Linked DNA regions of Mus musculus: region 1 is linked to region 2. Evidence: chromatin loops called from intact Hi-C (ENCODE). Cell type or tissue: left cerebral cortex. All regions are shown on one strand. Each heading gives the region's core, and the rest is flanking DNA. Links, peaks and the distances in the headings are about the cores only. Region 1 holds the start of Chmp6 (charged multivesicular body protein 6). Region 2 overlaps Ndufaf8 (NADH:ubiquinone oxidoreductase complex assembly factor 8).

Region 1 (2,766 bases), core at 267-2,766, 190 kb before region 2:
AGAAAACTTACTGGGCATGATGGCTCACATCTTTAATCCCAGCAAAGGGAGGCAAAGGGAAGCAGATCTCTGGGAGTTCAAGGCCAGCTTGGTCTACAGAGTGAGTTCTAGGACAGCCAGGGCTACAGAGAGAGGAAAATATCTTTAAAATAAGTAAGTAAATTTTAAAACCATATTTATTCTTAGCTTGTAGGCTGTATAAAAAGGAGAGGGGAGATCAAACCGGTTTGACTCACGGGCCATAGTTGCCAAATCCTGGCTTACAGACGGAAAGAATTCAGACATTTCCAGCTCTGTATTGGCAGAGAACTAGGAAGAATGTGTGGAAGCGCTTCCAGAGTGTTATGGTAGAAACAGAACCCTCCCTGGGCAATAAATACTCCTAGCTAAATGGTTGCAGCCAGCAAGGCACTGGGTACTGTGGGCTGTTGCTTGACAGACTGGGCCTCAGTTAGTGACTCTGGGATGTCAGGGCATCCTAGCACGGAGTAGACAAGAGTGGACAGAGAAAGTGGGTGATTTCAAGGCCATCTTGGTCTGCATAGCAAGTCCCAAACCAGCCAGAGATACCCTGGACCTGCACAAGACCTCTGTCCCACACCCCTGAACATGCCCTTGGTTAGGGCATGAGAACCACACAGGTCGGAAGCTCCAGCCTTCTAGTAAGTTCTGCCCCAGTACTGCCCTTTATAGTCATGTTGACCACAGGGACAGGGTACCATTACTGCGATTTTATGGGGCCAGTTGGCCCACAGAGCATTGGAGACTAAGATATGACAGCTAACCATCAAAGTCAGTGGCTGAGCCCGATTAGGGCAGCTGACTGTACAGAGAACCCTGGGATAAAGGGTTCCTGGCTAGTTAGAAGGCCCCTTGGAATCAAATCAAAACAAAAAAACCAACCTCTAGAAACTGCTTCTAAGTGACAGAAGGAGCTAGAACCCTAGGTCTGGTAGCCAGAGCCTGCCCCAAGTCCTTACCATGGACTTTACTCTCAGCCTCTCGTGCTGTTCTTAAAACCAAGTCAAGACTGGGAGCCTCTTATGCCTAAGGAGTCACAAGAGCCACTGCTGCGACACCGGAAAGCCCCCTCCATGCCTTCTGCCCTTGTTTACTGAAGGAGTTGGGGGTGGGGGAAGGGAAAATGCAGGCAGTTCAGGAATCAGAAGAAGCTGCCTGCCGAGGGATAGCCACTGGCTTTACTGGATTCATAATGTGTTGAGCCTGAGGCTAAGACTGAGCCCTTCGTTCAGAAAGGTGTAAATGAACAAGAATGCTTAGTAATTGGCCCAGCTGCTTGTACTGTCTGCCTCCCGAAGGGATATTACCCGGATGATTGCCGTGGGGAAGGAGAACTCCCCTCCTAGCAAAGGCATTGAATTCAGGACAGTGGCGCCCTTTTTGGGGCTGTTAGGGTGTAGAGCCCCACTCATGAGTGTCTTGTCCCCGCCCCCTGACTCACCAAGGGCCTACAGAGGGCAGGTGTGATCAGAGAATCCCTGGGGTTAGTGTGTCAGTCCCAGCAACCGGGCTGACTCAACGGTAGCCTAAGGACTGTCCACAGTGAGGAAACTAGGGGACGAAGGTGACAGCGCCGAATGGCAGGTGAACGCTGGTGCACACTTCTCAGCAAGCACTTGTAGGTCCAAAACACTGGGTGTGTGTATGTTCTGCGCCAGCGGGGAGGGGGGCGTCGGCTGGGCGGTTTTGAAAGTCAGGAAGCCTGATTTAGGCTCACTCCTGTGAGGTGCTCTGAATTAATCACAGTCCCATCTGATTAGCTGAAAGGCCGAGGGAGGGCGTTCGCATCGCCTAGTAAGTCCAGCGGTGCGCTGCGCTAGGGACGAAGCTGCTTCGCGTTCTGAGGCGCGTGGCTCCGCGCGGCCGCCGTAGGTCGGGCGGAGTACGGTGGCCGCAGAGCGGCGGCTGCGACGGGTTCGGCCGGCCGGCGCGGGGCCGCCATGGGCAACCTGTTCGGCCGCAAGAAGCAGAGCCGAGTCACCGAACAGGACAGGGCCATCCTGGTGAGGGGCCTACGGCGGGCAGGGGGCCGGGCCCCGTGGGGGAAACTGAGGCGGGAAGCGGAGCGGGCCGCGCTTCCGGTGCCATGGCGCGCCCAGCTGCAGACTCCTGGACCAGCCCCGGCTCGGCCCGGAAAGACCGGGATTGTGTCTCGGGGCTGAGCGCCGATCCGTGAGAGAAGGTGCCAGGAAGGAAGCCTGTGGCCTTGGCCTTGGAATCCCAAGCCATAAGTTATTGAAAGTTCCTAGAAAAAGCCCCCAGATAAAGATCCCGTGGGCGTGGCTTTCACTAAAAGTCTCAGCGTGATTCTTACTGGGAAAGGGTGCTCGTCCCCCATCTCTGCAGCCTCTGTGTGAGCTGGAAGCCCCCGAGACACTCGTGTCTCAGGACACCGCCCTCCATCTCTAAGTAAAACTGTCACAGAGGTGGGTCCTGCGGACAGGACACACCTTGTCTGCTCCTCTGTGGAATTCGGAGGCTCAGGACACCACTGTCAAGCACACATCTGAACAGTCCCAGAGCGCCAGGCACCAGGAAGGAAAGTGCCTAGCTCCAGGTGCTGCTGCTGCCACTGCCTGACCTGCTCAGATTGCTTGGTCTCCAGAGGCACAGTCTGGCCATCCTGCAGCTCCATTTGGTGCCCCTGTCTCCCCAGGCAAGATGCCTGATGCTTTGTAAACAGCTGGCAGAAATAACCACCCGAGAAGAGCATGGGTAGCCTAACTCAAGGTCTCCAAACCTAAA
Region 2 (2,800 bases), core at 223-2,722:
TGAGAGCCGCTTGGGTTCTTGATCCTGGCCTTTTTGCCCATGACCCCTCCACTAGAGCTAGGGTCGGTGGTTAAGAACCCAGGGTGACAGACACACTGCATCAGAAGCAGGTCCACAGTAGCCTCGGCGGGAATGAGGAGCAGTGTTTGAGTTGACTACAGCCCAGCCTCACCTACATACAGCCTTTGGTTTCCCGGCAGAGGCTGTTCAGTCGTCAGGTGTTGCGCTTTTCTTGTTCCTTCTAACTTGACACAAGCCTTTACTCTTGTGGTTGGTGGCCAGCAGCTGTCATTGAAACCCTAAACACACTCCTAATGCTCAGAGTTTCTGCTGTCCCTGCCACCCTCTCTGTGGCTGACCAGAATTGTGTGACTCCATCTGCTGCTTTGCCTGGACCAGATAAAGGCACCCCCCTGTGGTTCCCCCTCCATCCCTGCCCATCTCATAACAGAAACTCTCAGTCACAGGGGCCAGGCGTCCTCTGTAGGTGAGCCCAGGCTGGGACCCCCCGAGACACACTAGCATCTCAGTTCTTTAGCGTGGTTGGGATAAGGTGGCATTTGATGTGGTAGATGTCTTGCTTTAAGCCATATCTAAACTGGAAATAAGTCACTGAAACAAAATGCTTTCTCTTCCAGGCCAAGAAGACCATGATGGGAGGCTCCTAGGAAGAGCGGTGGGCGTGGAGGCCCTGTCCTGACAGCACGCATATGGGCAGCAGAGTTCCTGCTGTGTAATGGTTCCTCCCACCCTGAACCATGGGCAGGCAGGGCAGGGCTGTTTCCCGGCAGTGTGTACATGAGGATCTGGATTTGGTTGAGATGTAACATGAAGATGATTTAATTTTGTATAGTTTCAGACTTTTATATATAAAGCATGGTATAAGGAACTGGTCTCTCCCAAGGACAATGTATTCAGAGGACACCTGCACCCCCACCCCACAAAGGTGGCAGGTCTGGACCATAGAACTCTGCTCTCAGCTGGGTGTGGTGGTGCACACCATTAATCCCAGCACTCAGCAGGCAGAGACAGGTGGATCTCTTAGGAGTTTGAGGCCAGCCTGGTCTACAAAGCAAGTTTAGGACAGCCAGGGCTTGTTACACAGAGTCAACCATCTCAAAACAAACAAAACAACAAACAACAACAAAATAAACCAAAACCCTGTTCTCACCTTGGGCTGGAGAGATTGTTCAACAGTTAAAAGCACATGTTACTCTTTTAGTTCAGTTGCTAGCACTGACATGGCACCTCACAACCATCTTTAACTCCAGTTCCAGGGGATCCAGCACCCACTTCTGGCCTCTGCAGGAACCAGGCAAACATGTGGTACACAGACATACAGGCAAAACGTACATCTAAATTGTAAAACAAAAACCCCTACTATTCTCATCAAAAGTATTTAGTCTAAGTCTGGCTCATCATGCCCCTGGCCTGACAGAGTAAGGCACACCAGAGGTAACCACGGCAACAGCATAAGGGAACAAGCCTACACAATGAGAAGTGCCCTGTGGATGCTGCTCAGGAACTGGGCAGAGGCTTTTCTAGACAAAAGCCAACAAGGACGTTATCTTTGGACCTTCAGTGGGGGGACAGCCATCCCTGCATCCTGTCATGAACGATGGCTCCCAGCCTTCATTCTTTCTTCCCCTTCCTTCACACAGTGGGCTTGAAACAAGTTCAGAGTGCAGAAGGATTCTGTGTGTGAGTGCCACCTGCTGGGAAACATGGGAACTACTCAGTCCCGTTTCTTAGGTGTGGAGGTCATGCTGTCCTTGACAGTTTGTACCTGCCTCAGAACCCTGGATCCTGGGAACAGGGCTTGGGCCAGGGACTGTCAAGCCCTACATGCCATGCCCCAATCTGTGCCTCCATGTGGCACCTAACTGCTACTTCTGAAACCGGCCTGCCCATGTGGGGAAACCCAGGTTTTTTAGCTTAAGATTTATTTATTCAATGTGTACAGGTCTTGTGGCTGCATGCATATAAGTACACTGGTGGGCAGGAGGGCACAAAGGTGTTGGGTCCCCTGGAACTGGAACAGATCATTGTGAGCTGCCATGTGGATGCTGGGATTTAAACCTGGGTCCTCTTTAAGAGCAACAAGTGCTTTTCAACTGTTAGGCCATCTCTTCAGCTTCTAGAAAACCCATGTTTGATAGATTCTTGAGTCCATCTCAAGACACGACTTCTTGGCTCTTACTATGACCCAGAGCAGCTAGATTCTGTCTCAATGGACAGGGTGGTGCTGGGTCTCAACAGACCAGATGTTGGTCTAATTGCCCAGGGATTGCAGATTGTTCTCCACAGGTCAGAAACATTTTCTCCATGTTCTCAAGAGTTTACAGCCCAGCCAGGCGTGGTGGCGCACGCCTTTAATCCCAGCACTTGGGAGGCAGAGGCAGGTGGATTTCTGAGTTCGAGGCTAGCCTGGTCTACAAAGTGAGTCCCAGGACAGCCAAGGCTACACAGAGAAACCCTGTCTCAAAAAACCAAAAAAGAAAAAAAAAAAAGAGTTTACAGCCCAAGGCCAGCCTCCTCAGACTGCCCAACCTGCCAGTGTCATCTTCAAGTTCTCTTGAAAGCTCATTGACTGTAGCTTCTTGTATCTTCTCCCTGAAGACTCCCAACTTTGGGCCCCACTGAACTCAGGCTCCCTCAAATCTGTGAGGCAAAAAGTTCTCTCTCCATCTTCCATCGTAACCCCGAAGAAGCAGACAGGTCACGGCCCTGCGTAGCCCTGGCCTACAGACAGCTCGGCTCTCAGGCCTCCAGGGCCCACGCCTTTCAGCTCTCTCATGAT

The links. Peaks named below come from ENCODE experiments on the same cell type or tissue, not always from the same donor. Only the 100,000 strongest peaks of a DNase experiment are listed, where the experiment ranks them.
Region 1: it touches region 2 in a loop (8-fold over the local background); 7 of 42 quality-filtered maps call a loop at or near these places.

What each region holds. Positions count from the first base shown.
Region 1 is chr11:119,911,914-119,914,679 of GRCm38, forward strand. It overlaps Chmp6 (charged multivesicular body protein 6), which reads left to right and starts at 1,897. Exons shown (of 8, transcript NM_001085498.2): 1 at 1,897-2,024. The coding sequence starts at 1,962. Gm39485 (a long non-coding RNA gene) reads right to left here and starts at 1,899. Exons shown (of 3, transcript XR_003949830.1): 1 at 1,463-1,899. In left cerebral cortex, for the core only: a CTCF peak has its summit at 1,802; DNase peaks (open chromatin) are centred at 312 and 1,850; H3K4me3 peaks cover 1,607 bases; H3K27ac peaks cover 2,056 bases.
Region 2 is chr11:120,099,536-120,102,335 of GRCm38, forward strand. It overlaps Ndufaf8 (NADH:ubiquinone oxidoreductase complex assembly factor 8), which reads left to right. Exons shown (of 3, transcript NM_001110242.1): 3 at 639-889. The coding sequence ends at 668. Among named protein-coding and RNA genes, the nearest start is that of Ndufaf8, 2.0 kb to the left of the region's middle. In left cerebral cortex, for the core only: a CTCF peak has its summit at 1,718 (motif pointing left); a DNase peak (open chromatin) is centred at 1,712; H3K4me3 peaks cover 151 bases; H3K27ac peaks cover 499 bases.